Linked DNA regions of Homo sapiens: region 1 is linked to region 2. A link is a loop called in an ENCODE intact Hi-C map of the cell type or tissue named here. Cell type or tissue: IMR-90. All regions are shown on one strand. Links, peaks and the distances in the headings refer to the core of each region. The heading gives the core; the rest is flanking DNA.

Evidence for each region. Hi-C counts contacts between places; a loop is a spot of excess contacts. Peaks named below come from ENCODE experiments on the same cell type or tissue, not always from the same donor. Only the 100,000 strongest peaks of a DNase experiment are listed, where the experiment ranks them.
Region 1: a loop joins it to region 2, with 4 times the contacts of the local background. A loop is called at or near these places in 2 of 110 quality-filtered maps.

The regions. Positions count from the first base shown.
Region 1 is chr11:10,521,960-10,537,890 of GRCh38, forward strand. It overlaps RNF141 (ring finger protein 141), which reads right to left. Exons shown (of 6, transcript NM_016422.4): 2 at 12,057-12,246; 3 at 8,684-8,792; 4 at 3,233-3,414. The coding sequence starts at 12,199. Among named protein-coding and RNA genes, the nearest start is that of RNF141, 11 kb to the right of the region's middle. RefSeq lists an enhancer at 5,336-5,395. In IMR-90, for the core only: no CTCF peak of the experiment used is centred there; DNase peaks (open chromatin) are centred at 5,722, 6,322 and 7,562; H3K27ac peaks cover 3,728 bases.
Region 2 is chr11:10,598,851-10,614,781 of GRCh38, forward strand. It overlaps IRAG1 (inositol 1,4,5-triphosphate receptor associated 1), which reads right to left. Exons shown (of 21, transcript NM_130385.4): 11 at 10,878-11,001; 12 at 7,892-7,922; 13 at 5,555-5,695; 14 at 4,270-4,401; 15 at 2,068-2,209. IRAG1-AS1 (IRAG1 antisense RNA 1) reads left to right here. Exons shown (of 4, transcript NR_046375.1): 4 at 841-1,082. Among named protein-coding and RNA genes, the nearest start is that of LYVE1, 38 kb to the left of the region's middle. RefSeq lists enhancers at 7,272-7,566, 7,292-7,586. In IMR-90, for the core only: no CTCF peak of the experiment used is centred there; DNase peaks (open chromatin) are centred at 7,451 and 7,811; H3K27ac peaks cover 4,983 bases.

The sequences.
Region 1 (15,931 bases), core at 2,927-10,926, 77 kb before region 2:
TCCAACTGATATGGTACTTCAGGAAGATAAATTGGGAGTGCAGTATGAGGGACAGTCTAGAAAGAGGAAAACTGGTTAGGATCTTATTTCAGCAATTCATCTGAGAGATAATTAGGTCTAAGAAGCATTATAAAAGACAAATCTTTTATGTGGTAATAGATTAAGTGTTATACGTTAGTAACAGGGAAAAGAGGGAAGTCACTGAATTGGAATGGGAAAACTGAATAAAAACCTAGATGGATATGGGTCTAATGTATCTGAGTTTCTCAGTAGCAGAGAATATAACTGAATCTGTACAGAGTGAAAGAATATTCTGAAGGCTGGACTTTAAAAGTGAGAAGCAGAGGACTACAAAGAAGAGCATTGTGGAGAGAGATAAAAGAATGGGAGATACAGAAATAGCCAGTGGAACCAGTACAAAGTTCTCTTAACTTTTTGCTACCTTCTTAGCAGCACAGTGACCAGAAGGAAGGAGAGTCTTGTGCTGTTTGTTCCTGTTAGATCACCTGTAGATTGGAATATTTGGTTCTATGCCTCATACTCTGAAAGGCACACATACTGACAGAGAAAAGACCATCTGGGAAAGCCTCCAGTATGTAGACGAGACCCACATAAACAAAGGCCAAAGGAACTGGGGGTGTTTATCCTTGAGAACAGAAGGTTCAGTGAGAATTTGATGACTGTTTTCAAATATTTGAAAGGCTGGAAAAGAGAACAGATTTGTTTGGAGGAATTCCAGAGGGCACAGCCATTGAAAACAATAAATAGAATATAGTAACAATAATAATGACAGTTAACTCTTATAGACAAATTATTATGTGTCAAGCACTGTTCTGAGCATCTTATGTCTTTTAATTCTCTCAAAAATCCTATAAAGCATATACTACAGTTATCAACCTCTGTTAGAAGATGAGGAAACTGAGGAAACAGTTTGATTTGTCAAAAAAATCACACAGGAGTGGAGCCAGGATTTGAACACAGGCAACTTGCTGCTAGAGTCTGTGCCGTGCTGCCTCAAGAAAGATTTTGGCTACTCTGAGGAAAATGAAGCAATAGGAAAAACTTCATAGTGATTAGAGCCATCTGAGTATGAAAAGGCTTGCTTTTTTCAGGCAGTGAGTCTCACATAACTGCAGGTGTTACTTGTACTTGCAAGTCGGACTTGGCAAAATGTGGGTAAGCAGAGTCTTGCTATTCAAAGTGTTATCTGAGGATCAGCAGCATTGGCCCCACCTGGGAGCTTGACAGACTCTCAGGCTCCTCCTCAAAACCACTGAGTAATAAATTTTCAGAAGCTCTGTGTGCAAGATCTTTATGCACCATAAAGTAATAGGTTAGAGCACAGCTGTACTGCCAGACAGGCCTGAATGTGAGTCTTGGCTAGAACAATTTCTAATCATGACACTTACTTAGCTAAATCTCAGATTCTTTGGCTGAAATGGGCCGATAATTGTACTCCCATATGGGGTTGTGAGAATTTAATGAGTTTATACATGTACAACACTCATCACAATTCTATACCCTGTAAGTAATCAATAAATGTAAAACATCAATGGAATTATGCATCAGATGTAAAGTTCAACTACATAAATATCCCTTAAGACCTCCTTCAATTTAGAAAGTCTCTTTCTGTGAACTAGTGTATAAGGGTATTATTATAAACTGAAAAAACACACAAAAACAAGAAGCACCCCTAACAAGCTAATCAGGAACTGAATTTCCAGTTTTGAGGGCACATGAAAAGGGATAACACCTTTACCTTCTTCATTAAGAAGACTGTAACAAGAAAAAAACAATACTTTCTTTTCATGTGCTACCATACAGCTTAAATACATTGGCAAACACCATCCTCAGCTTTTAAAACAATTAAACAAAACAACAACCACTATTCTGGAGAGAAGAAAAGCAGAAAAATCAGATCCATCTTTGAAAGATTACAGAATACAGGAAAGACAAGCCTAAACACTGCCTACCATGTTCTAAAAGTCACTTGGCCTATCAGTAACACTTGTATAGACCAAACCTAGAAAACCAAGTAATTCTATTAAAGATAATTGGGAAATAATAAATGGAAAATACAGTTTAACTGTAACATAGTGCTTGAAAACCAGTTGGTTAAGAATGAACCAGAAAATGCAACTGTAAATAGAGCAGTAAAAAAAAAGAAACCACTGGCCGGGCATGGTGGCTCATGCCTGTAATCCCAGCACTCTGGGAGGCCGAGGAGGGCAGGATCATGAGGTTGGGAAATGGAGACCGTCCTGGCTAACACGGTGAAACCCCGTCTCTACTAAAAATACAAAAAATTAGCCGGGCGTGGTGGCGGGCGCCTGTAGTCCCAGCTACTTGGGAGGCTGAGGCAGGAGAATGGCGTGAACCCGGGAGGCAGAGCTTGCAGTGAGCCGAGATCGCGCCTGGGCGACAGAGCAAGACTCCGCCTCAATTAAAAAAAAAAAAATCACTGTTAAGTACATTCTTAACTTTAAGGTAAAGGACACGGTGAATATAGATTTCTGCTATCTACCCAGTATGACAGTAAGACAGGATGTCAACATGTTTGGACCCATGTAAATCTTTTTCCAATGAGATATTTACAAATTTAAATTATGATCATGATTGTCAAATGTCAAGAAGTGGGAACTTTCATGTGCCAAAAGCATAACAGAGAAGGAAAAGAAAGTTTAGATAGAACAATAATGTATTAGGCCTGGGTAAACAAACATCATCAGAGAAAACTCTGGCTGACTTCATTTCCTTCTGGTAACTAAGTATATGCATTCGGTTCCTTCCTGAATGGACTGCCAAGTCCTGAAGCCAATATATAAAATTTTAATGCTTCAATTAGACATTTTTTAAAAAAAGTGGGATGATTTTGCCAAATTCTTTGACCTAATTCCCTAAAAAGCTTTGACTGTCTAAGAACCTAAATACCTATTATAAGGAAGGTGTTAACTATCTCCTTTGTCAATAAATGCATGCATATAGAGCGGATTCCTGGAGACCAGTGTGACAGAAACATTAATATTAAAGTGGCCCTGCCAAGCCACTTTAATTTAGCACTGTAACAACATCCGAAGCACAGAATAACCCCAAAACTGATCTCAGATACAATACCAACTGAGAAAAAAAAAAGATTTAAGATGCTACAATGAGCAACAGCAAAAATATTAATAGATTTCAGTTGTTTTCATATTAGAAAATAAGTGAAATACAATACTTATGCATTATATACCTTCCCATCCAAAGACTAGCCTGACAAGATGTTACAGAGGATGAGTTTTCATCAGGTTCTTCAGAGGTGGAGCTCTGTGCCAATACTCCTGCTGCTTGACTTGTGATATCTTTATAAAGTTGAATAAACTGGTATAAATTCATGATCCGTGATGCCTCCACAATGCCACTGCTTTTGTTAATCTAAAAATACAAAGAACATGAAAAAGAAAAGTTGATCATTTCTCTGACCAATTTTTCCCAAAAAGGGGGAACAAATATTTAGTCAAACATCCTAGGAAATAGGAGTTTTCAGGATTTGCAAATTACATAAGAAAGCAAGAGTCTGAATAAATGAGTAATACCATGTCCCCTACACTTGTGGGGTTCAAACTTCTTATACAAATTTACCTCATTTAACACACAAAATCACCCTGTAAGATTAATTAGGCATTATGCTGTTGATGGGTAAGGTGACTTTCTCAGAGTTAAGAAATAAATTTTAGAGATCAGTATTAACAATTCTTTCACTTTAATTTCTTAAAGAATTTCTTAACCACAGGATTCATTTGACTCCAACAACCGCATGAGATTCTACAACTCAAACAAGTACTTTCTTAAATATCTTTAAGTTCTATTTTGTACCAAAACTTCTAAACTAAAGCAAGAAAATTACTTTAAAATAAATCCTAACAAAAGGTGGTTGGACTTTTCCCAGAAGGCCATTTTGAGCTTTATCAAAAAACTCGTTTAATATGAGGTGAAACCAGTGGCCCAAAGGTTGTACCTTTACAGGTTGTACCTCTCCCCCATCCAGTTTACAATCTAATGTAGAAGATACTTGGGGCAAGCAGAGGAGATTGCTTTCACAAGCTTTGGGGAGCCATGGAGTGAGGCATAATGAAATGACCGAGGCCAGTAAGGTGAAGGTATAATGTTCTTGGATGAAGAACTTGAAATCAGAGAAAGATTAGAGACATGAAAGACTTCCTTTCAGCACAAGACATAGGATGGAAGACTGGGGAAGAAGTAAGCCATGAAATCTATTAAGTGCATATCAGAGTAAGAACAAGCAAAATCAGAAAATATTTAGAAAGAAATGAAGAATATAGGGAGAGAGACAAAGACACAGGGCCATAAAATTGTGACTTTAGGTTCTGGAATGTATTGATGGAACTAGGGGTATCAGAAAATGAGGTAGATTACATATTTTAAAATATTATTATACATTTGAATATTGTAAATGAAAATAATAGTTGTAACACGTTTATTAATTGCTTACTATTTGAAAAGGCAGGGAAAAAAATACTGAGACTCAAGAATGAGTCATGCGGCCAGGCACGGTGGCTCATGCTTGTAATCCCAGCACTTTGGGAGGCCGAGGTGGGCAGATCATGAGGTCAGGAGATTGAGACCATCCTGGCTAACACGGTGAAACCCCATCTCTACTAAAAGTACAAAAAATTAGCTGAGCATGGTGGCACACGCCTATAGTCCCAGCTACTTGGGAAGCTGAGGCAGGAGAATCACTTGAACCAGGAGGCGGAGGTTGCAGTGAGCCGAGATGGCGCCACTGCACTCCAGCCTGGGCGACAGAGCAAGACTACGTCTCAAAAAAAAAAAAAAAGAATGAGTCATATACCATACTAAGAAATTTTAGAACCATCTCTAATAATCAGAAAGTTGATTAAATTTTGGGAAGGTAAAATCTATCTGGAGATGCAAATATACAAGGTTCTTTGTACTAAAAGACTGTACATGAGGTAGAGAATAAACAGAATTAAAAAGTAACAGGAATTTAACAGGCTTACAAAATAGATCTTCAGAGCTGAGGAAACGGGTAGTCCTTTGGAACTGCATAGTACAGAAGAAATTATGGAATAATCCATATAAGGTCAGTACAGAAATAGCAAAGTGTATCACACTGTAACTATTCTCATCATAGGATTCCTGAAACAAGTATTTATTGAGTACCATTATGTGGATGTTATTGGTACTATGTGCACTGCTCTAGGCACTAGCCACAGTGTGTATAAAACAAAATCCCTGCCCTCAAGCAAGTTACATGATAGGTAGGAGAGACAGGCAAATAAAATACAGATACAGATTAGGTTAGATGAAAATAAGTGTAATGGAGAAGATGAAACAGGGGAGAAGGAACGCTGAGGGGTTACAGGGAAGGCCTTACAGAGAAGTTGACATTTAAGAACTGAAAGGTGCAGAAATGAGTCATATAGATGTCTAGGGGGAAGATCATTCCAGGCTGAGACAACAGGAAATACAAAGGCTGTTTAATAGAGGTGTACCTGGCAAGGAGCACAGAGAGTCTCACAAGAAGCCCAGAGTGTTTGGAACAGAGTGACAGACGGACAGAGGAAGGAGTGGTAGATAGACGGTGAGGTGGGAATAGAATATATAGGACTTTGCTGATTTCAGTAATAACTGTAGCTTTGATTCCAAGTGCATGAGAAGTCACGGGGGGGGGTTTTGAGCCAAGGAGTAATATGATCTAATTTACATTTCAAATTGTGATGTGGAATAGGCTGGTTGTTGTGCTTGGAATAGACTGCTTGTTGTGCTGAGAATAGACAGAAGCAGGGCAAGAGAAGCAGGGAGATCAGTTAGGAGGCTACTGGAATAATCCTGGTGATAGAGGATGGTCACTAGGAATAGGGTGGTAGTAGCGTAGATGGTGAGAGCTAGCCAGATTCTGAATACATTTTGATGTGACAGGACTCACTTACAGATTGTCAGGTGTGAGAGACAAAGAAAAGCCAAGAATGACTCTAAGAAGTTGGTCTAAGAAAAAAGAAGGATGAAATAATATAATTCATGTAGTTCTTAACAGCCACCTTAGTACCTAGTTTTTAATTAATCTCTTATTTTTCTAATATTATTTCCATAAAATATTCCATTTAAACATAATTTAGATCATTTTTTATAGTGGATTAAATATTATTTAAGGATAATCATAGCAGATGGCAGAGAGTCAAGAAAAAGACTTAATGTAAATACAGAGGGTTAAAGTACAATTTTTTTAAAGTTGTTTAACATTAAGAAATGTGAAACTCTCAATCTCCTATCAGTTTTTCATGGTGGACTTGACCTCTTTCTAACATAAACACTGACCTCTCAGATTCTTTCAGAAAGAACCTAAGGAATGCAAATAAAAAAATTTCTTTAGAGTAGCTCTAAAATCAAGAAAAATCACATGAAAAAATATCTAATTGCCTGTGCCTTTAGTACTTTTGTTTCTCTACTTAGAATCTTATTTTAAGGAAGATGTTTAATCACATACAGATGTTAGACATATTGAGGCAAAAAGGAATTTGACTACTAATAAAATTAAACCTTAAGTCTGTATTTGTCAAAGAGCAACAAAAAACGAAGGGATGAAAAGCCTGATATATTCGTATTCCCTTAGCTTTCTACAATTTATATTGGCCTCTTCAATGTGAGCTGAGTACTTTATGAAATAAAAATGAACATTAAGTGTAATTTAGATAATATACTGTGTCAATAAACAAGGAAAGCTTCAACCTATCCCAGTCATTTAAAAAGAGAGTATTATTTCAACAGATTTTTTTTGTTCACTTAATATATACTGAGTTCCTACTATGTGTAAAGCACCGTATTACAGCCTGTAAGAGATACAATAATGAATCTAGACATAGTTCCTGCCCTCAGGAGCTTACTCTCTAAAGGGGAGCTAAGAACCTAAACAACTTTTTTCGTAATGCAGTATTATAAAGTATAAATAATGTGCTGTTGGAATCTGGAAGAGACAAGAGAACTCCTATTCAGGAAGACTTAATGGATGAGATGGTATTTGAGGTGGACCTTTAAAGAGACATCAGGTTTAGAGATGCAGAAATAAAAGGTGTGGCAGAAACTACTGGCTGATTATCCAAATACCATTCCTTCTTTTCATTGCCAGCAGAACCTTATTTTGTTTTTGTGTCCACCATTCCCTGAAATGATGCAGGAGTCAATCCTGGTTAGTCTAATCTAAACCAATCATGCTAATCATATTCCCTCTGTCAGTGTAGGTGTATGAAGGGGATATGACCCAATACTGACCAGTGAGTTCAGAAGTGACATCTGCTGGGTCTTTAATTTAACCAATCCTGCAGTTAGTCTATAGAGTTAGGATTTCTTGATAAGTGAGAAAATAAGTATTGTTTTTGTTTAAACTGGTTTAACAGGAATTTTCCGTGACTTCCTAATGGAAGGAATGGACATCCTAGTTGAGAAAACACAATAAGCAGAAGCACTGAACTGGAAAAGAAAAGTAACAATGATACAGTCTTAAGTTAGTTAAGCCTGATAAGAATGCAGAGCAAAAGAAGGTCATTGTGACTAATGCAGAAAAGATAGTTTGGAGTCATATTGTAGGAGTTGGGACTATTTGGTAGGCAAGAAGGAATTACTGAGGAATTTTAAGCAAGGCAGTAATCTGATGCGAGTTGTGCTTTAGAAAGGTTAATCTCACAGCAGCATAAATTAGAATTTGGAGAAGAGTCTAGAAGTATAGAGATTAATACAAAATCTGTGATAATCTGGATCAGAAGAGAGAGATCAGTCTGCTTGAGAGCATGAAATCTGTCTTATTTATCATATATTCCTAATGCCTCTCACACTTGTGCTCAAATGTTTATCTGAATAAACTGGAAGCAAAACACAGTATGGGTAAAACTGACAATCTACTGAGGAAATAAGGCATATTATTTGGGTAACCTCCAGGGTCCGTGACTCAAAGGAAAAATCTCCTAACCCAGGGAATCTTTATGGGTCAGTCGGGAATGAACTTCAGAGCGCTCATGAATGCCCAATTTATGGTTTATATGCATATGGATGATTTTGTTCTTTGTTTTAGAGCCGGGGTGGGGATAGGAGGTGGCCTAATAAAATTCATGCCTTCATTTAATCAAAAGGTTTGTAGCCTCAAAAAGTTAAGAACTTTCTATCTGAATCTACTCAGTGGTGGTTGAGGCTTTCTAATACTCAATGACAGCTGGCAAAAAATCTATCCCATAACTAAAAATTACTAAAAAACAAAAAAACTCTTTCAATGGATCTTTTTTCTTTTTAATGAATGAATGTATTCTTAAAAGAAATGATCTCAAGATAACATTAATTTTTAAGGTATCATCTTAGAGCTAAATAGGATGTCACCTTAGCATTCCACAGCCAGCTAAAAACCCAAAAACAGAGATAGAAGATTAGTATGATGTAATGGTTAGAGATATTGAGGCAAAAAAGAATTTGATTATAAAAACCCCTGCTGTATAGCAATTAGACAACTGTAAGATTCAAACAGCTAGTTAGAAGGCAATAACAGTAACAAAACTATGTTTTACAAAACCACCGAGTTATTAAAATGTATATGCATTATATTATCTTACAGTATTAAATATAGTTCTAGCCACCAAAATAGCTTAAGCTCAGAGGTAGAAGTCTCCATCAGTCTCACCTTGGTACAGACCACCCGTACAACCACTTTCCAAAAAGCAGAGGAATCAGACCCAGGTTGTACCTCAAAGAGAAGATGTTTTTCCTGGCCAGAAGCCACTTTAGCCGTTCTGAAAAGAGACAAGAACATGTTAATTTTATGAAAAATCATATATTAATAAAATAATACAGCCATGAAACTAGATTCAAGAAACAATTTCAGAGAAGGAAATATGAAGAAACACAAAAAGACAAATAATAATGATTATAATAACTGGATTCTTAAAACAGGGATAGAGAATATTTTGAACATAAACATGCAACTTAATTTCTAAGGTTTTTAAAGTCAACAGCTTGGTGGCATGATATTTATAAATCTCTCTTTGTCACACCTATATCTCAATGGTCTTTAAATTTCTAACAAAGACATTTAGGAAAAACAAGTCTTAGAAATCAGGGACTTAAAAAAAAGGTTGGCCAGGGCAGTGGCTCACACCTGTAATCCCAGCACTTTGGGAGGCCAAGGCAGGCAGATCACGAGGTCAGGAGTTCGAGTCCAGCCTGACCAACATGGTGAAACCCCGTCTCTACTAAAAATACAAAAATTAGCCGGGCGTGGTGGCGTACACCTGTAATCCCAGCTACTCAGGAGGCTGAGGCAGGAGCATTGCTTGAACACGGGAGGTGAAGGTTGTAGTGAGCCAAGATCACGCCATTGCACTCCAGCCTGGGCGACAGAGTGAGACTCAGTCTCAAAAAAAAAAAAAAGGTTAGCTAGTGTCATTTATCAAAATTTTTTGACTGTTGCCTCAGACGTATATAAAGCATGAAAAACATCTTGCTCTTGGTTCAGTCCTTGTTCAAACAATGATACTAACAAACCTCTTGAAAATTTTTGTTCAGATAATTTGGGGCTACATCAAGTAAAACAAATGATTTGAGACACTTTATATATAGCTCTACTGTCCTCCCCTAGCAGAGTAATTTTAATTTAGAGAGCTAAAGGATTTAAACATAAAAATGTATCACTTCTAGAAGATAATTCAATATCATGCTATCAACATTAATTTAAATCAGTTCGAAGACATGCTTAAGTATTGCAGTTCCCTTTTATCATTACTAACAACTCTCTCTGAGCACCAGTGGGGATATCACACTCAACTAACAGCTAAATAAAATGAGGCCATCGAAAGTTAAGCAACTAGCCTTAGGAAACAAAGTCTTCGGTGAAAATAATTCAGCCGTGCCAGTTTCCAGCTCTGTTTTCTAGCTGCCAAGCTTCGTCCTGTATAGGTTTAATTCTACAGTTCTCGGAGATCACTGCACGTCTGAAATGCCAATTCTGACCCATGGAAATTGGTTTTAAGAATCAAATCCAGTCAGAAATATCCTGTGCTAAATAAATAAAAGGAAGACCTCTGTATCACACAGTAAGCTTAGTTTGTGGATGGTTTTATAGGGTACATTTTATCTAATACCTGTATCTTTATGCTAAAGGGCAAAACTTCATACAATAGACAGGGTTTATGAATATAAATTCCAAGACTCTAAAGGAATGGTAAATGTCATTGATTACTGCTCATAAGAGTTGAAAATATAAACATAACAAAGCATTCCACTCTTATGTTACTAAATTCAGAATCCTATTTTTAAAATTCTTTAAGAATATAATCCCAGAATTAATGCTTTGCACACTACCCTTTGGATAATTTTTAAAAATAAGTAAAATGCTAGAGTTTTTAAAACCAATGACTATATTTTTATCATAAAAATACATAAATACACACAGTAAAATGTAAAATCTCCCTCTCTGCCCCCTTTTCCCACCATCTCCCAACCGAGAGACAAGCACTGGGAATAGTTTAGTTCATTTTCTACACACACACACACACACACACACACACACACACACACACACCCCACAACTATATACAGCTTTTTGTTTTATATTGTTTTGTTTTAATGAATGAAATCCAATCTTCTTAAAAGAAACCATCTTCTAAGATAACTTTTAAGACAGTCTTTATTCTTCCCAATAAAGACAGTATGTCTTCACATAAAGACAGTATATCAAGCTTATCTAATATGTTACAGATTGCTAAGCATGTCTCTTATCACCTAACACCATGGTTGTAATGCCTACGGAGTGGGTTCATATATCTTACCTTAAACTATTAATAGTGACTACAGTACTGTAAGTTTATATACTAAGTGGTCCTGAACTGCTAGTCGATTTCATTCAGCCTTTTTAGGGTTTAAGGAGAGGTAATATGGGATAACAGGAAAACTGAGATTCAGAGAGGTGGACATGCCATTAATACCTGCGTAATCAACTTGGCCCTCAGTTAAAAGGTCCAATCCTTAGCAGAGGGCCTTGCACATACTATGTGCTTAGTGAATGTTAGCTAAGTTGAAGAGACTAAACAGAGAACCTTTAAGATCTCATTTAAGAGGTGACTCCACAGGTTCTAATTATACTCCCAGGGGTTAGAAGATATACATAAATAAAGGTAGATGTGGATGTTGCTAGAGGCAGATTTAAAAGAAAGATATGACATCTGCCCAATTGTCACCAAGGGAGAAAATAAATAGCAAAAAAGTCATATTTTAAAAGCACAGTGGTCTGGGGGCATTCAGGAACAAAGAGCCCTATATATTTTCATAGCTTCTACATAGATCAATACCAAAATTGATAAATAAATTAACAAATAGAAGACTAAGTTGTATTAGGTGTACTCTTTAAGAAGGCAGAGAAATTTATATTTCATTTTAGAAATTTAGTCAAAGAGTTAAGTAGAAATTTAAAGGTGTTAATTAATTAGAAAATATGAATAAATGAAATATATTATTTCTCAGTGATGAAAATAAGCTATTACTACATATGTATTCCTCTAGCAAAATGATGACACAGTAAAAAAAAGTATATATATATATGCATGTGTGTGTCTATATACACACACACATGAATGAATTGCTTCATGTACAGAAACCTTCTCAGTGTTACCTTTGACTATCCTAGGAGTCTTTCTCTAGAGTGGCTAATTCTCATATTCCATTTTGTTATGCACCCCTTTAGTGCTTTCAAACAAGAGTCTATTGGTATAAAATTGAGATGCTGGGATGTACTACTGTATCCTAGAATTGCTTCAATATGCCTGTGCTGTGTTCCAAGTTCCATTTTAAGTTCTTTCCATATCTTCTGTCCCCATTACATACTTTTAAAAAGCTACATAGAAAGTCAACTTATAATAGATACTCAATAAGTATTTGTTAATGCTAACTGAAAACATTAAGTCTTACCAATCAACACCTCTGGTTATATCTTACACAGCCATGACATATGGGGCATACATACAACAAGGGGAAAAACGAAAAACAAAAAGAGCAAGCCTTACACATCATTAAGCTCAGCTACTCTCCCAAGAAATTCTTCATAAGTTAAGGAGCCACTCTCTCGAACCAACGTAACATGTTTTGCTACTTTTTCTGGTAACTTGTTAATAACCAACTGTGTCTGATCCGAAATTTGCTGTCCCATGATGAAAAGATGTCTTTCAAAATCCAGAGTGTTGCTTCACATAGTTTCTGTCAAATATACAGAAAAGTTACTTTTACATATTATACAAAAACGGCAATATACTCATTCTTCAAAAACATAAAGAAAAACTAGGGATACCTTTAAGTGAGAGTTGAGTAGACCTACATGAGTCTAAGGTAGAATTTAAATGACTCTGTTTTCAGATTCACATAGCTAAATGAGAAAACAGGATTCACTTATATATTATTGGGAGGGTGATGAACCTCTAATTCTTATAATTTTACCAAGTCAAAAACCACTAAAGCACATGTGCATGTGTACACACACACACACACACACACACACGCATTCAAGTAATTGTATTTAAGAGGAAGTTTGTCTACCTTCTATAATTTTCCTAAGAACATTTCCTGACTGCTTACCACATGTCAGGCTCCAAACTGTTTTCCGTATATTATGTCAATTACTTCTTACAACAATCCTAAGAGGTAGACAATATTACACCCCTACCTATTTCCCATAGACAGGGAAACTGAGCTAGGTGATTTATCTAAAGTTACACAGCTGTAAGTGGTGAAAGTGAACTCTGAATTTGTTTTTCAGATTCTAGTACTTACATTCTTATCCACTATGACATACTGGCTCACAATATATTTACATCAGCTAAATAATTTTTTGTTGAATTACTTTATTTATAGATGTGTACCTTAGTTTTAATTTTTAAAAATATATAAAAAGACTTGTGGCTTGAAAAACCTAAGAAAATTAAAATGTTAGATATTTTAACCACCTCACATTTTCTGCCTGGAAAAAGATAGCTCTTTTGTTCATTAACTCTTTTAGGTACCCCCAAAATATATATCTAATTATCAAGTTTTTAAATGCCCCCAAAATCAGATGCCCCCCCAAGAAATTCTATTTTATTTATCCATCAAAGACTATCATTTTATTTCATCCAAATTAACAACCATATCACATAAAGCAGGTGAAACAGTAATACTCTTATAGAAAAAGTTTTGGTAGGAAGATTGCTTTATCATTAATCAAAAAATAAAGCTATAAATTTAAAATATATATAACTTTATGAAGTTAGTAACCCCAAAATATGTAAAATTTCCTTTAGGTATTAAAATTTAATGTACTGTATTTGAAGTTAATTCCTTTAGTTACCTAAAATAGGAAAAGGACAATTGTAATTTAAAAAAAAAACAAAAAACAACAGTTTTGAATCTGAGCCTACTTGGTAATAATAAATATCACATTATAGAGATAAATGAAAGGAAGTTGTTGAGGAAGATCCAGGCCAAAAAAAAAAAAAAAAATCCCTGAAGTCAAATTATATGTAAATATAGCCAAGTGGATTTACAGCAACTGTATCCAAGAAGAAACAATTAAAGATCTTAGCTTAGAAGAGGTCTCTAGGGCAGTCAACAACAGTGATTGCTGAATTTCAAAGACTAGTAAAATCTCAAAGCACCATGGTGTTGGATACTTCTTTTAATTCTAAGCAAGGACAGTTTCCAAAAATAAACAAAAATTCCCCAAAACTTAACAAAAATCTCAAAAAGAACTTATAACCTGAAAAGTAGGATATAATATTAGAAAAAAAGTCTTTCCCAAGAAGGGCAGTAACTTCACAATGAGGTATACCACATATTTACCAGGTATACTACACATTGTCCTTATTTTTCTTGATCGAATCCAAACTTATGAAAACATCATCAGAAGCCAAGGGTTGCAGACTGGTATTAGGGAGCCACTGTGTTACAGGACTTTTTTAAAATTAAATTCAACAAGTAGCACGTGCCTGGTGCTTATGTTCTGGAGATAAAACAGTGAACAAAAGAAACATGGTTCTTGCCACTGTGGAGCATCCAATACAGTGGAGAAGAGACAGTAACCACACAAATAAATGTATAATTACAAAATGAGAAGTGCTAGGTGAACAAGTACAGGTGCTGTGAAAGCCTATAAAAGGGGGACTTGACCTAGTTTTGTATCAGGGAAGAAGTCCCTGGGCAAACAACATTTTACTTGAGGTCAGAATGGTCAGAGTTAGGGATTAAAAAAAAAGTAGGGAAATGGCAAAAGGAGGACACTCCAGGCAGAGGTTATGAAAAGTGCCTGAGACAGGAAGCAGCACGGTGACTTTGAGGTAATTTTTAAAAAGGCCACAAGGACTAAAGCAGAGAGGCAAAGGGAGAGGGAAACTGGCACCAAGAGTTGGGCTGTTTAACATTTTTGTTGATGACCTGAAGACTGTATGCCTGCCCAATCTGCGGATGACCAAAACTGGAATAAATGAATATTATCTAGTGAATAATAGGATCAAGACTAAAACAGACACTTACATGCTATTTAATATGACTAAAAGTTATATCCTGAAGAGCCAACTGCACAAAAACACATATGTAAGATGTGCTCAAAAGCAGTTAAAATACAGAAGGTCTGGGTTTTTGTTTTTGTGTTTTTTAAAGAGATGGAGTCTCTTTAAACAAACAGAGTTTGTTGCCCAGTCTGGTAACAAACTCCTGGGCTCAAGCAATCCTCCCGCCTCGGCCTCCCAGGCCGAGGATTACAGGCATGAGCTGCCGCACCCGGCCAAGTCTGGGGTTTTTAATCAAAATAAGTCAACAGTATAACGGGGGCAACAAGTATGCTAAAATAATCCTAAACTCTTGCTAGAAGCAGGTATCTTGAGCAAGCAGCCTACTAGTCCATTATGCTTTGCAATGGTTAGGCCACACTGAAAAGTCTGTATTCAGCTCTAAGCAGTTGGCTTTAAAGGATACTAATAAATTAGAACATATTCATGGGCATAGAAAAAAAAAGAGGTTTATTCTAGATAGTCATAGTTTGGTAACAATGAAGCAATATAAGTTTGTTTAAATATCTGAGGAGCTGTCATGTGGAAAAACAAGATTCATTTACAGAGAATGGGATGGCCACTAAGTATAGTAAGTATAAATTAGAAAGGCAGATTTCAGTTGATGATAAGCATGTCGCACCATCCAGAAGTGGAAATGGCTGCTACATGTGAGCTCCCTCTCATTGGAAGTATGGAAGTGTTTAGGTAAAGATTAGAAGTACATCTAATAAGTGTTACAGGGATTTTTACCTGGGTGGGAAGTGGAGTAGGTGACCTTTAACCTAACATTTTATTCCCAAAATGAAACTGAACCTTCCTCTAACATTCCTGTACCAATTTAATGAAAATGTAATTAAGATTCTAGTCAACCAGGCTGAAAACTTTGAATAATATCTACATTACTTAACAAAGAAAAAAACTGAACTTTTGAAATATATAGTCTCAATATTTAATATAAATACCTATGATAATTTAACCAACGTGGTATAGGGGAGATAGAATTTCTCTCCCTCTGCTCTCTGAGGTCTCCAGCTGGGCCCAAGAATTAAACTAACCTAAGACAGATTAACAGGAGAAAAACACACAAATTTTATTTAGTAATTTTTATACATACACAGGAGCCCTCAAGAAAAATAAGGACTAAAAAAAGTAATTAAGGCCAAAAGCTTACATAGTAGATTGGACAAAGGAGAAGTAAACTGTGAAAACATGACAAGACACAAGGGTTTGGGCTGGGCCAGTTAATCACAGAAAAGTGACTAGGAAGATAAGGGTTACTTTAAGAAGGCTTCTTTGAACACATTTCTCTCAGCTTTGATTGCCCACTTCTAGTAATGATAATGTCTTCCTCCTGGCATAGAGAG
Region 2 (15,931 bases), core at 3,075-11,074:
TATCACCTTCCTTGAAATCAGGGATATTTTATTTACTGCAGTCTTCAAAACCCCAGGCATAGACAAAGATTGCAGAGGTTGTATAAAGGCTTAAGACACAAACACTATTAGGGAACAGTCATAGAGTATCTTATGGAAACACCTGCTGAGTGGTTACGGCCACTCTGCCTAGCCCAAGCTGAGGTATAGCTTGGAAGAACAACTGGAGTGGAAACAAATATCAGAAAAACACGTACAGCTATCGTTGACCTTTCCTACGGTAAGCGTTTTCTCATCCTCCTAGAGTGAATGTGGGACTCTGTGGTGTATTCTCCTCGGAAGTCTGCTTTCTTCTGTCATAGCACTGGCTACACTGCCTTGACTTCCCAAAGGTTGGGAGCTCCTTTGGGTCTGTGACTGTGTGCCCTTTACCTCTATATTCCAGTATTATATAGGGCAAACCAAAGGTACTCAATAAATGTCTGTAGAATGAACGAATGAGACTCATGGGTAACTGCTCATCCTATAAATCTTAGGTAAGGTGGTTTGCAGGAGGCCTTGTGCAGCAATAAATGCAGGAGTCCACGCATTAGGATTCCTTTGGCGGCAACTTCCTCAGCTTCCAACACTGACGGAAAATGGTTAGAGGCCTAGGTGCATGTGGGTCAGGAGCCTTGCTGACAGATCCAAAGCTGACAGTCTGGAGCATGTGTGCATGCTGCCTTTGGACTCTGGGACATGTCACTGATATTCTCCAGGAAACTTGTGAAACCTCCTGTTTATAAAGGTTTCTCCATCTGTTATACTTTCTGTACTTTCCCTTCTGCAGCTCTTGGTAACACGGATGTTTGCATTCCACAGGGATTCCTGTTGCTAAAAGGTCTGTTTTCTCCTGCTAGCCACCCTCATCAGCCAGAGTTCAAACCCTGACAGTGCCCATGGAGAGATCTGGTCCAAGGCACCAACCTCTTCCTGCTGGACTGAGAAAGAGCCTCCTACTGTGTCTCTCTTTACCTCAGCTTTTGCACACCTCCAATATATTGTCCACTGAAGTCAGAATAATCTAAAAATAAAGGCTGATTACCTCATGTGGTATAAACTTACCAATGACTCCCCGTTGCCTAGAGGCTCAAATTGCTAGCATGGCCTGGCGTGTGGCCCTGGTCAACCAAGTCTCACTTCCACACCCTGACACTGCCACTATGACAAACTGTTTGTTTCATCTTGTTTTCACCCCCAACCTCCACACCTTTGTCCATGCTGGTTTCTCCACTTGGGATGTGTCTTCCTCTATTGACTGGAGAACTCCTATTTTTACTTTAAAACACCAACAAGATACCATCCCTCTTTGAAGGCTTCTTTGTCTCCCTTCAAGCAGAATCAGGTGGGCCCTCCCCCGTGCTCCTATAGCAATTCGTATAGAACTTCTAAACAAGAGTATTTCTTTGAAACTTCTGTCTTACCCATGAGTCTGCTGTTTTTCTCCGTAACATCTCCTTCAGCCAGACTCTCACTCCACCCTAACTGCCCAGGTTTCACCCCTCACCTGGACTGTTGCAAGAACATCTTCATGGGGTTTTCTATCCCTGCTTTGTCCCAGTAATGTAACTGCCACACCACAGTTAAAGGGAATCTTCTTAAACTACATATATGATCAAGTCATTTTCTTGATTAAAATCATTGGCTGGATCCCTAATGCTTTCCAGAATAAAGCCCAAATTCCTTAGCATGTGCTGCCTAAAAGGGGATCCCAAAGCACACGGACTGACAGGGTCTAGGGTCACTCTCAGACCCTGTAAGTCCAAGAGCTCTTGTAGCCCATGGGCTTTGTATCCATGGTCAGCCACTGTGATTTATTGCTTTGGGAGTTAGGAAGTCACTTTGGAAAGGCTCATGTTTCCTGGTTCCAGACTGCCCTGCCAGGCCCACTGAAGCAGCTGCTGGGAGGCCCCTGTGGGCAGCACTAGACAGGAGTGCTGCTCAACTGGAAATAAGTCCTGGGGCTGTTCTGACAGCTCTAATCCTAGCCAAGAGCTCTTGGAAGTCCACCTTGTAGGGCCAAGATGGGGCAGGAGCCTAGGTCCTTACCAGAGGGGCCACAGCTGCGGCTTGAATTCTGATTTGCAAGCTTTTTAAACTCCATGAGCTCCGCATGGTCCTTCTCATACGTCCTCTTTAGATTCTCCACATACTGCATCATCACTTCCGTTGCTTTCGACATGCGCTTTTCCTGCGGGGAAGGAGCGCATGAGTGCATGAGGCCATTGGAGGAAAGGCTCCGTTGGCACTTATTTGCTCTGACCTAGGGTCTGGGCTAGGAGAATCAAAAGGATACAGGGACAAGACTCTGCCCTCTGAAGAGTTTGCTGTCTGCCATGTGAGCTGAGAGGTGGACTCAGCACCTGCGCTTAGGGAGAATGAGAAAAGCACAGCCACCACACTGCAGGAGATGACAGGCAGAGGAGAGTTGTTTCTGCTTGCAGAGAACGGGTCAGGGGAGGCTTCATGGAGAGGGAATGCAGTGGATGTAGGATGTGAGCAGCATCTGGGCCCATAGACAAGGGCAGGAGGGACACAGCGTTCAGGCCAGGGAACTCCAAGAGGAGTCTAGAGGCAGGGAAGCACAGGGCTTATATGTAGATGAGGTTTTATCCTCTGAATAAGAGTCCTCTGGAGAGTGAAGAAAGGCACGACGACAAATTATGCTGGGACAATCGACATAATAAACCAGGGCTGTCCAGAAAGCCCAGACACTGCAGGTCCTCCTACCTATGTAGGGATCAGCAAGCAGTTGGGTCTATTTGTAAGTCTGGGTTGTGAAGGACCTCGAATGCTAGACAAAGGAATTTGAACTTATTCTGAAGGAAAAGGGAAGCCATTGAATATCTCCCTTAAAGTAAGAGAGTAATATAATCAGGTCATAGGTAGAGATGGGACTCAAGGGAGTGAGACTGGTGGCAGTGAGGGCAGCAGGTAAAAACAGGATGAAGCCTGACCTGGCCCAGTGGAGCCAGAGAGGAAGGCAAAGACTGAGACATAGCAGCCAAGACGAGGGAGCCATTTGGAGAAGGGAGCAGATGGCGTGAGTGACAGGTGGGCTGAGGCACAAGTTTGGGAAGCCTGCACACAATGAGAACAATTTCTCTCTGCTCATACCCCAGTTAGATCCCTCAGAGGATCTAGCTCAGGCCCTGCCTGGCCACAGAGGGACACACCCAGTGGCTTCGCAGGAACAGGTCCCACAGTCATGCGTGGCTGAGACCAGCTACTTCCCTAGAGTCCTCCCGTGTTGCTGCTCCCAGCTGGAGTGACTTCCTGGGCACCACTGCTGAGTCAGATGTCCTTGTCCTGAAGGACACAGGGTGGGATGGCCCAGCGACAGGTCTTTCTTTTATTTAATAGGAACTGCTCAGGGCTGCACCACCCCAGGAACCTCCTCTCATGTAACCAGAGCAGCAGGACATAGATTCATGTCATAGCAACATAATAACAACATCCAAATGCTTTACAAGTACGGCAGCAACCCTCTATGGCAGATACTGTGACCATCCTCATTTTATACTTGAAAAGACTGAAGCAGAGAAACCTCAGTAAGGGGCCCAAGGTCACACAGCGAATGAAGGTTGGAGCCAGGATTAGAACTCGGGCAATGTGCTCCTGCTACAACATGGGGGGCCGGGGCGGGGCTCTGTATGCTTCAGGACTTCAAAGTGGCCAAGAGAGAGCCAGACCTGGGCCTGTGCCCCGCTCCGCCACTAACGCTTTTACTTTCTGAGACTCTGCATCTTCATCTGGGAGACAGGATATTTATAGGGTTGCTGGGTGGATTTAATGAGACAAAGCAGGTTTTCCTAAAGTATGTTTTGTCAAATACTAGCTCCATGGGAGTTGAACAGGTATTTTTTGAGAAAAATAAAATGGAGAGCTGTGGGGGGAATTCTTCAGTTAAATACGTTTGGGAACTATGTAGGTAAAGTGAACCAGCCTTCTCCACCACAGGAGTTACCAAAGCCTTGATTAGGCCAATGTGTTAGAAATTTCCAAGAAAGAAAGATAGTATGCAGTAGTCCCCAAACTTGTGCGTCCACAGAAACCTTTTTCCACAAAGCACCTTGAGGGTTCAGTGATCTGCCAAAAATACTCTGAATAATACTGCAATGATGTGCATAGGATGCCTGGCCCAGAGGAAGCCACCTCTAAGTGGTATCTGTAGTTGCCGCTGCTTGGGTGATTGCTCTACTTTACGTAGGTGGAACAGAGTTGGCAAGACCGGGGGCTGGAGAGACTCACCTGGCGGACGGCGCCTACCACCTCAGCTCGGCTGGAGAGGCGGGCAGCCAGGCGGTGCAGGACAGCGATGTCCTCCAGCAACTTCTGGTAGGTTTCCCGGTGCTCACAGTGGTGCCAGAGTGAAGCTGAGGACTGAACAGGAGTAGGAGCATCACCTGGGGTCCTCAAATAATGTTATGGACTAAATCAGCAGTCCCCAACCTTTTCGGCCTCAGGGACTGGTTTGGAAGACAATTTTTCCACAAACCTGGTGGGGGCGATGGTTTGGGGATGAAACTCTTCCACCTCTGATCATTAGATTCTTATAAGGAGGGTACAACCTAGATCCTTCGCATGCACAGTTTACAATAGGGTTCGTGACCCTATGGGAATCGAATGCTGCTGCTGATCTGACAGGCGGCGGAGCTCAGGAGGTCATGCTCTCAGGCAGCTCACCTCCTACTGTGCAGCCTGGTTCCTAACAGGCCATGGTTTGGTACCGGTTTGCGGCCTGGCCCAGGGGATGCGGACCACTGGGCTAAATGTCTGTGCCCCCCACAAAGTCATCTGCTGACTTTTGGGGGGACATATCCTAACTCCTCAATGTGATAGTGAAGTGGGGCCTGGGCGAGGTGATTAGGTGAGGAGAGTGGAGCCCCACGAATGGAATTAGTGCTCTTATAAAAGGGACCCCAGAGAGTTCTGTTCTCTTTCCACCATGTAAGATATAATGGAAAGGTGGTAGTCTGCAAGCCAGAGATGGCCCTCACCAGAACCCGACCATGCTGGTGCCCTGATCTTGGCCTTCCAGCCTCCAGAACTATGAGAAATAAATGTTTGCCATTTAAGCCACCCAGTCTAAGGCCCTTTGTTACAGCAATTCAAACTGACTAAGACACACACCAAGCCTAGACTCAGCTCTCATGAAAGCAGCTCTGGGCCCCATCCAGGCTGAGAGAAGTGGCCTCTGCAGGGCCTGGGCCACAGTTTCTTCTGGTGCTTGGAGAAGCCCAATGTGAACACGCTATCCCTGGCGCCTGAAAGTAGGAGTCACACCCAGGCCACCCTGCCCCCTTCTGAGAAGCTCCCAAGGCTTTGGAGGACCTGTCCACAGCCCTGAGGGAACCAGGCCTTTGGGATCTCTGCCTCAGTTCCCCCCAACTCTCTGAGGAACACTGTCAGAGTCTTGGCTCAATTTTTCACTTCAGGAGACTATACTTGGTACCTGAGAGAAGCATGACACCCTGTATGGCCCTTGGGGACAGTCTCTGCTCCAGGGATTCCTCACATCAGGCTCCACAATTACCGTAATGGAAGCTTTGAAGTTTTCCAGTTCTTTCTCAGTGTTCTCCTCTGTCAGGTTGCGTTCCCTTTCAGCCTGGTTAATTCTAGATTCCAGAGTGTAGCTGTCATTTCTAAAGGCCAAGGACAGTTGCACAAACACGTTCTGTTGGGAACAAGGGTGTGAGAGAGGTGCTGGGAGGAGTTACTGCAGAGGACAAGGCTGCAGCTGTGCTCCTTGCACGAGCGTTTTGCAACGGCCCCTGGAACAGCCGCCAAAGCACCAAAGCAGCCATGTGCAAGGGAAACGCTCACTTCACAGGAAACCACAAAAAAGATGGTAAAGCAGGGACCAAGGTCCACGCTAGGCCCTTCCCAGAACCGGAGGTCCAAATGTATTCTACCAAAAAATAAGAAGAGAATAACACTTTGCTTTTTCCTGAATTTTAAGAAAATAACATCCTGTATCTGGGTTTAGATAAACTCAGGCCAGTACAGCTAATTGTGTAAGCATCTGGATTTATGCTGGGATTTATTGCATGAGGGGTTTTGGAGATTTTGCAGGAAAATACTGTATTGAAAGAAACTCCATGTGAGATTTAAGCATTGTTGACGTAAAGCAAACTTCAATCAGCATCTAGCCCGAGTATTCCAAATCCTGTATTGATAGAAGCTTTAAGTAGCTGCCAGGAGATTAAATAAGGCCAGGTATGATTCTGTTCGGTTAAGCTTTCTGGAATAAATAAATGTTTCATGCTAAAATTGCAGCCTGCATGAACAGACTTTGAAAAGATAATATTGGTCATACATGGAATTCCCAGAACAGTAGGAAACTACTAGGGAGAAGAAATAGACAGATGGACCTCACTCAGGAAGGAAGCAATGGTCTTCAATTTTACAGCCATCATCTGCCCTGAGTGGTAGCAGATTTATACCCTGCAGGGTTAGTAACCACAGGGGCTTCTGAAGTTCATGTAACATGGCCCATGGAAGGCAGTCATCTCCAGAAGAATTGAAGGTACAGAATTGACCCAATGATGATGATGAAGGCAATATTGAAAACTACTCCTTATTGAGCATCTACTATATGCCAGCACTGCTTTTCATTCTACAAATTCATGTAATCTCACAATAACCCTCTGGGGTGGGAACTGTTATACCTGTTTATGGGTAAAGAGGCCAAGACCAGAACGGTCATTAACTTGTTCAAGGTGACACGGAGTAACGGAGCCAGGATTTAACCTCAGACTGTCTGATTTGAAAGCCTGTTTTATTTCCACCATGCCGAGAGCTGTGTCCATATACATCTGCGGTCAGCATTTGGACATTAAACAAACCGCCCATGGCCCATCTTCACAAATGTCAGTGGGTAGGCTTAGAGCTCATAGCCCAGTGATAGAAATTTTCTGCCTTACCCGGCCTTGGTCAAGTCTATGAATAATGCTCAATGCTTAATTTTCTATACCTTGATTATCCCCTTAACAGCAGTGTGACACAATGAGTTCTGAATTCAGTGAGAACACTTGGATCTAGGTCTTGGTTTTGCCAACTACAGTATCTAGAAACTTGGTGTGGTTATTTACTCACTCAGTTTTCTCCTTTGTGCTGATTCCTGCTCCACCTGCTTTTCAGAGCTGCTGGTTAGGATCAGCTGAAAGGATGGCTATGCGTGTGTTATAGACTGCAAGTGCAATGCCTGTGTGCAAGTTATAGATACTACCTGTGGTAGATACTTCATACTGTCTGTCTTCCTCTGCTTATCTGGTCCACATCAGCAGTTCTCATTGTCTCACCTCTGATAAGTTCTCTTTGTCCGCTACAGAATGAAATGCAGATTCCCCTCAGCTCACTCACAACCCCGCTGGGACAAGGAGGCCCCAGTGAGGAAACCGGAAGGCTGGATTGCTGACAGCACAGCTTCCCGGCTCCGCTGAGCTGGCATTCTTGTAGCTGAAACCCTGAGGAGGCCAGCCCCCTTTCCCACTAAACTAAAGCTTAGAACTTGAAATCTGACCATTTTTCAGTAATTTTGAAATAAATTTGATTCAATTCTGCAGCCTCCCAGCTGGTTTTGTGTATCTAAGTCGTACATTTAAAGAATATAAACAATCCTTACAGGAATGTAAAATTTCCAACTACCTTCTCCCTTTTGCCCAAATTTGTCAAAATCTTCCATGAACGGACGTGGGAATGGGGATCTCATGGTTCAAGAGGGCTGGTCATGAATGTTCACATTACCCCACAGTCACTCTTTCTCATTTTTGTCTAAAAATGTCAGAGCTAGAGTCTGGAGGAAGAAATGTTTTGAATAAGCCCAGTCAAGCACGGGCACTAAATTTCATAACACACTTGAGTCACTTACCTCAACTTCCTTTTCAGTGAGTGGAGGGGCACTGTGAAAAAGAAAACACACAATTGAACTGTGTGCAACCTAGTCAATAGACCCAAAGGTGACTCTGAATGACCAGCAGACCATGTGTTTCCAGGGGTGGAGTAAGCTGTGTTGGTGAGAAGGAAAAGATGCAATGTCCCCTTGCCTGTGCTCTGTCACCTGTGAGATACTGACTCTTACGGCACCATGACTATCTCTGTGACTTTGGACAAGTTATTTAATCTCTCTAAGCCCCAGCGTGCTCATCTGCAAAATGGGAATCATATCACCTACCTTGCAGAGGTATTATAAGCACTATATGTACTCATGTATGTATGTGTATGTGTTTGTATGCATAAATATATGGCATCCACACTCAGTGGGCTCTCGGGAAATGTGACCTTGAACTCATAGCCTTGCTGTGAGAAATAAGAAAATGCATGTGATAAGGACTTTATAACTCATACACATCTAAGTTGCCATTATAATTGTTCTGGGGATATCCACCCAGGTCTGCAAAGCCTCACCCTCCTCTGTCTCTGAGGGCTGTGACAAAGGTGCATGCGGGCCAGAGAATAAATGGTAGGAGAGAGTGACCAGGGTTCTTCTCCACAGCAAGAACTTCTGATGGCTAGAATCACAGAGTGGCAAGAAAGCCCCAGCCGACACAGAGGCATCCTTTTGAGCAGCTCCTCGTCTGTGGCGTTCCCACAGCCAGGGCTCTCCAGCTATAGGCAGTCCCTGCATCTGCATGTCCACTCGATGCTGCTGTGGCTGCTGCTCTTGCTGGTAACTAAAGCTGGCCCCATCTGAAGTCCACACAATGTAAATAATGCACAGGCCCTTTCCTGTGCTGGGGCGGGGAGGCCTGGGAGGGGTCCTACCAGCGTCACAGAACTTGGCAACAGAGCATGCCATCAATAAGCTTCTCAGGAAACACAGCTTCCTCTCTTGAACGGGTGTGAAGGGACCCCAAGAGCAAAGGTAGGGGTCAGCCATCTCTGCAGGGGGCTGGTTCTCACCCCTAGGGAATGATATGAGTGCCTTCCTGTCAGGATGAGAAGACCCCATGGCCATGAAGTCAGCGGAGTCCAGAACACGGGACAAACAGCTGCAGGGATGTTTGACACTTACAGTCCTTGTCACAACCCCACCCATCAGGCCCTTGCCTTAACTGTCATCTACAGCATACACATATGATTTAAATGATTTGGCAAAACTTGCCAAGTTTGTTTCTGACTCCTGGGTTTGTTGGGATATTATGTGAAATGCACATATTTTCATAAATTATAAACCAAACATTTTTCTATTTCAATGACTCACATTCTGCTTTTTTGCTGTAGAACACACCCACCTTATTTTTATTTTATTTATTTATTTTTGGGGACAGGGTCTCGCTCTGCTGCCCAGGCTGGAGTGCAGTGGCAGGATCACTGCAGAGGTGGCTTACTACAGCCTTGAACTCCTGGGTTCAAGCAATCCTCCTGCCTCAGCCACCAGAGTAGCTGGGACTATGGGTGCATGCCACTATACCTGGCTAATTTTTTATTTTTATTTTTTGTAGAAACAGAGTTTCACTCTGTTGTCCAGGCTGGTCTTAAACTCTTGGCCTCAAGTGATCCTCTTGCCTTGAGCCTACAAAGTGCTAGGATTACAGGTGTATGAGCCACCACACCCAGTTAGAACATACCCACCTTAAAAAAAAAGTGGGGGTCTGGGGGGAAACTCTGAGGACTCAGAGAAGTATGATTTAGGCAGAGAAGCCACATGGTATGTCTGGTGTCTGATGCAGATAACTGTGCCTTACAAATGGGCATAGGTACCCGGGGGCAGAGCTGTGAGCCTCTAAAAGGACACAGCATCTTTTTTAAGTGACTATTTGTATATCTTCTCTGAAGAAATGTCTATTTAAATCCTTTCCCCATTTTGAAAAATTGGTTATTTATCTTTTTATTGAGTGTAAGCCTTCTTTATATGCTCTAGAAACAAGTTCCTTTTCAGATAAGTGATTTGCAAATATTTCATTCTGTGGGTTGCCTTTCACTTTCTTGACACTGTTTGCAGCACAGAAGTTTTTATTTTGAGGAAGTACTATTTATTTTTAAAATCTTGTCTCTTGTGTTTTTGGTGCCATATCTAAAAAACCCAAAGACATGAAGATTTACTTATATTTTTTCTTTGAAGAGTCTTATAGTGTTCTCTCTGACATTTAGGTCTATGATCCATTATGAGTTAATTTGTGTGTTTTGTGTGAGGTAGGGGTCCAACTTCACTCTTTTGTATGTGGCTATCCAGTTGTCCCAGCACCGTTTGTTAAAATTACAATTTTTTTCCTCTGTAAATCTTACCAAAACCCTTGCATGAGTGGCTTTTTGTCATTTGTTATTTGCACATCTCAAATTATTACTTTATCACAGAGGCCTTTCCTTGACCTCCTACCCAATGCCCCACTCTCATGTCATTCTCTAGATGTGCCCTATTTTATGGTCTTTCTACCAACTTTACTCTTTCAAATCATTCATTTGGTTACTTAAATGTTATTTGTGCTTTGGGAGGCCGAGGTAGAAGGATCACTTGAGGCCAGGAGTTCAAGATTATCTTGGGCAACATAGCAAGACCCTATCTCTACAAAAAAATATTTGAAAACTTAACTAGTCATGGGTAAATGGTGTATCTGGGATTGAAACCCATGTCTCCTGGCTCAAAGCCCATTCTCTGCTGCCATGAGCTTCTGGTGACCCTTATGCCTTCATGAACTGTGCTCACCTAAGAACCCCACCTGGCCTTTGAGTTGAAAACACCCAGCCTGGCCTTTCATTATTCTTTTTGTTTCGAATGCATTATCCCTATCTAGACAATTGGACTTTGGCCCTTCTGGGTTCAAGAATTAAGACTGGTGTTCCTCTGTGTCCCACCTAGAATCCAACACAGGGGCCACTCGGTACAGGGCCTTCTGTAACCCACATCCTGATTTTACCTTCCAGGGAGACTCCTGTGGACCCGCAGTTTGCGCAGCAGCACATCAGAAATATTAGGCATGACATCTAAGCCACTCTTTGACTCTTCTTCCTCAATAGCTGGGGAGAGTTCAGAAGGAAGCCCTGAAAAAAAAGTGCTTACTTATAAAATGTCTCTTTGAAATCACAGTAGTACTGTTGGCAGCTAGCTTCAGGAGCTTTGACATTTATAAGTATCTAGTTCTATGTTAAGGGCTTTTTAATTGTTATCTTACATTATTCTCACAATGAGCTAGAACTTAGTCATCCCATTTCACATGTAGATAAGCCAAGGCTCAGCAAGGTTAAGTCACTTGCTCAAGATTACAGAACTAGCAAATGACATGGCCAGACCTCAAGGTCTACCTGCTTCAAATGTTATGTTCTTCCCTTTGCTTCCCACAGTATTAAGCTGGCAATTGGAAGCTGGTTGGCTCTTTGGCTATAATGTTTGGGAAAAAAACCTGCTCCTTGGCAGGCTTCTCAGGAGACCTGTTGTTCAATTATTCCTCCTCGGATAAATTAAAATGTTCTATATTATGTATCCTACTTAGAAATTAACATCTGATTCCATACCCCATAGATAAGAGATTTTCCAGAGTAAACCTAAGGTTGCTAGATCTTTTACAGATCTCAGAAACATAAATGCCTCCTAGTCAACAGAGACAATGAACAGCTTTTTGTTTTTTAAACTTCTAAAACTATCTTGGGTCTGTGCTTTGAAGACAGAATGAACAAACCAAGTATTCTCTTTTCCATAAATCTTTCTCCTGTTTGAAAACAGCTCCTGTGCCTCTCTAAAGCTTCTCTTCTCCAGACTCTAGCTCCATTTTTCCAACAAGCTCACTGTGCTCCACTGTGGCCCATGGTCTCTAGATACCATCCCATTCCTGCACACATTCTGGTTTGTTGCTGTTACAGAGGCCCAGATGTTCTCTAACAAGATCTTAGCACAGGAAGACTTTGGTAAATGTCCCTGGCATTGATGTTTGTTATTCATGCAGCATAGATTTTGTGTGCCTGACTACGGGCTTACAGTACACTTAGCATTAAGCAAAACTCTCAACCTCTTTAGTTGACCCAAATCAGTTATCCTCATCCTGTATAATGGTTACTTTCCATTTGCATGTAGAACTTCATATTTATCCATGTTTTACTCTTTCTCCTGGATTTTAACCTGGTAGCTTTCCAATCTGCTCAATCATTTTCCAGGATCCTAGGCTAGGCTAGAGACCAGGACTATAGGCATAGTTGTAGCCACCTGAAGAGTTAAGACTGGGAATCATGTGAATAGAAAGAAGTCTCACCAAAGGAGACCATGAAGAGACAAGAGGCTATCTAGTTTGGCTCAAGGTAAAATATGTTTAAATACTTTGAGCTTGCCAGTAAGAGAATGGTAGGCATGGATTCCTTGGTACTCAAGGTAGCCAAGTAAGCTGGAGGATCATCTGTCAGAGATGGGTCAGTCAGCAATTCTTCTTTGGATATGAGATTCAACTAGAAGTTCTCTTAGCTACCTGTTACCTCTCTGGTTCTGTCCTGGTATTTATAGCTCTCTGACAAGGTTTCTGTGGTAAACCTTGTGTCACCCCTGGCATCATTCTACCTTTATGTATGTATCCCTACCACACTCAACAGAGAGTCAACTGAGTAGCAAGCTCCTGAGATATCTATAGGATGATCGAAACATATGAGGTCTAATAATCAAGTGAAATGCATATCAGGGTTTTTGCCTAGAAAAGTTTCCCAAAATGGTGCTTGAAGAGTAATGCCAGAATTGGTGGATTCTAGGAACCAACCACCTTCCTCCTGAATTCAACCAAATTAACAACAAAAAATTTCAGAACAAATAAAAAATACACAAGAAACTCTAAGATACAAGAAAAGGCAATAGTCTTTAAAAATAGTGACTAGAGAAAGAATAAAAATTACTAGGAATAAATGTAGAGCTTCCACCCATGATAACCCTTTCTTCTTCTCCAAAGAATCAGTACTGAAAGGAAGATGGGAGAGAAAAAATTCTTACAAAGAGTTCAATACCACAGAATAGAGAGGGAAAGGGATGGAGGGGGCAAGTAGGCAGTTGTCAGAGGAGATTCAGAAAGTTTCCCTAGAATAGAAGGTTCTCCATTCCATCTTACCAGCATTTCGAAGAGAGAAAAAACTGCCTGGGCTGCCTGCCATTTTGCTTTTCTTACTGATGAGAAGAAGAGAGGAAAGGCAGAATGATCGCACAGAACACAGAGTGGATTTTCTTGAATGATATGAAGGGATTTACAAGGAAGGAAGACTAACGGTAAAGTAAATAAAACACGTCCCTCTGAAGGAGTGAATGGCAGGAGACACATGGAAAGCCCCAACCACCATGTTCTCCCCCGACTCCTGAAAAACAGTGGCTAAACTCCTTGGATTTGCCGTTTTTTCCTTCCTTTCTTAGCAGAGGAGTAGCCGTTGGGAAGCATTGGGTCAAGTCTGGAAAATAAACCTACGGACAGCTTGTCTCTACAATTCCAACCTAAATTGGTGAAACAATCTGAAACCCACTACTAACCACCTCCAAAGGAATAAGATATGCCCCCGATTTGGTATAACAAACTCACGTTTTGGACTATGAACAGAGTTACGGAAAAAGAGAAGAAACCAATTCTACAAACAGCTCTATCTTAACTTCCCCTTTTCCCCACCACCTAAGCAGTAACAAAACAAACACAAAATATACAATCCTCAACTAAAGCACTAAAGGGAAGGCTAAGAGATCCCAGCTAAGGTAGGAAGGAGTCAACAAAAACTAACCTACAATACAATATATCTAGGGAAAGGGAATCAAGGTAGAAATATACAAATCAGAAAAAAATAAAAGGAAAACAGATGGCATGGCAACTATACAAAAATACTATAGACAAAAGAGGAAGGAAGGTAGAAAGGAAGGAAAAGGGAAATGTGCAAGAGACAGATGTCAGGATGGAAACATAGTTGCAAGAAACACATCAAAAAATGCAAAAGTATGCTTCTGTGCAAAATATATACCATAAATACTTTGACTCTAGAAAAAATAACCTGAAAAAAAATTAAGAAATTAGAGTTGGGATGAGAAGATCATGCAAAGATGGAAGATGATTGCTATTTAAGGAAACAAATTAAAGACCAAAATAAAAGGACTAATCAAGAAATTGGGAAATATACAACCAACCAATTTATTGGAAAAATGAAGGAATAAAGCAGATATAGCTTCAAGCTGAATTAGAGGAGGGTGGTAGAGATTGAGTAATCATAACGAATGCAAAGAAGGAAAGAAAGATTGAAGTATATGGAGATAAAATAATGGACCTGGAGTTGAGACTCTGATGACCCATCTATGCATTATGTTGTCTCCGAAGCAGTGAACAAAACAAATGGAACAAAGGACATATTCAAAGATATAACAGAAGAAAAATGTTCCTCACTTGAGGGGAAAGTTGAACCCTTCAGGTTGACAGACCGCATCATGTTAAAAAATATATTTAAATGCTTCATACAAAAAAAAAAAAAAAAACCCAGACATCTACATGGGAAAGTGAAGATTAAGAGGTGCTGGAAATCAGCTGGTCCCAGCTTTCTCCATAACTTTAAATACAGGGGAGCAACATCTACGCAGTTCCAAGGAAAACAGTCAACCAAGAATTTTGTAACCACACAAGCTGTCCTTCAAGAAAAGACAAAATTTTCAAATGTGATAGAACTCAGGGAACACAGCACCTCTGAACTCTTTCAGGAAAATTGTTGGAAAACAAAATCCAGCTAAACAAGACATAAATCGAATAAATTTGGGAAAGGGACCAGTGGTGAACATGAAATCTTTTTACATTTAAGTCTAAGGCTAAATAACTGTGGAAACCATGGTTACAGAATATGGAATGTAAATGTTATAACCTTAATGATGTACAAAGAAGAATTCAAGATGTGTAGAGGTAGAAATGGAAATGTAGGAAGAAATGTGAAGGTGGGAAGATATTCGGCCATTCTCATCTTTTCCTGCAGGAAGTCAGTAGGTACCATTGTAGTGACTACATGTTCTTATCTTCCGTATTCTTGATGTTCTGTCACTTGGTGCCTTAATCCTGGAGTGACAGCCCCTCTCAAGGCTAGCTAATTCCTAGAAACAACTCTCCTTCAAGTGTGTCTTTGAAATACAAACCAGCCAATCCAGAACCCACACCTGTAAACATCACCTTTATCAAATTCTCACGCACCAAGCCAATACTCCCCCTAAATCACCCCAGGGCCAGTACCTGACAACTACGGGCCACCCTATAGCCTAGGTCCTGCCAAAATTATTCAAACTAGCCAACCCTAAACATACTGAGGATACCTACCCTGCCTCTACCTTTCCTTTCCAAGAAAACCCCAGTAAAGGCTTGGGGCCATCTCTCCCCTCACCACTTCTGCCTTCTGACCCACCCTAGCCCTTCCCCAAGGGGCTCTGTATGATGTGCCACACATCCTGCTATTAGGGATCTGTGAGTATAAACCTATTCCTTCATGAGAATCATTTGTGGGTCTCTGTGTCATACCATACCTGATTAAAACAAATGCCAGGTCCAAAGTTTAGATTAAATTTAAAACCTATAATGCAAAAAAACTACCTCATAATTTATAGATTTCATGCCATCCCCATCAAGCTACCAATGACTTTCTTCACAGAATTGGAAAAAATACTTTAAAGTTCATGTGGAACCGAAAAAGAGCCTGCATTGCCAAGACAATCCTAAGCCAAAAGAACAAAGCTGGAGGCATCATGCTGTCTGACTTCAAACTATACTACAAGGCTACAGTAACCAAAACAGCATGGTACTGGTACCAAAACAGAGATATAGACCAATGGAACAGAACAAAGCCCTCAGAAATAATACCACACATCTACAACCATCTGATCTTTGACAAACCTGACAAAAACAAGAAATGGGGAAAGGAGTCCTATTTAATAAATGGTGCTGGGAAAACTGGCTAGCCATATGTAGAAAGCTGAAACTGGATTCCTTCCTTACACCTTATACAA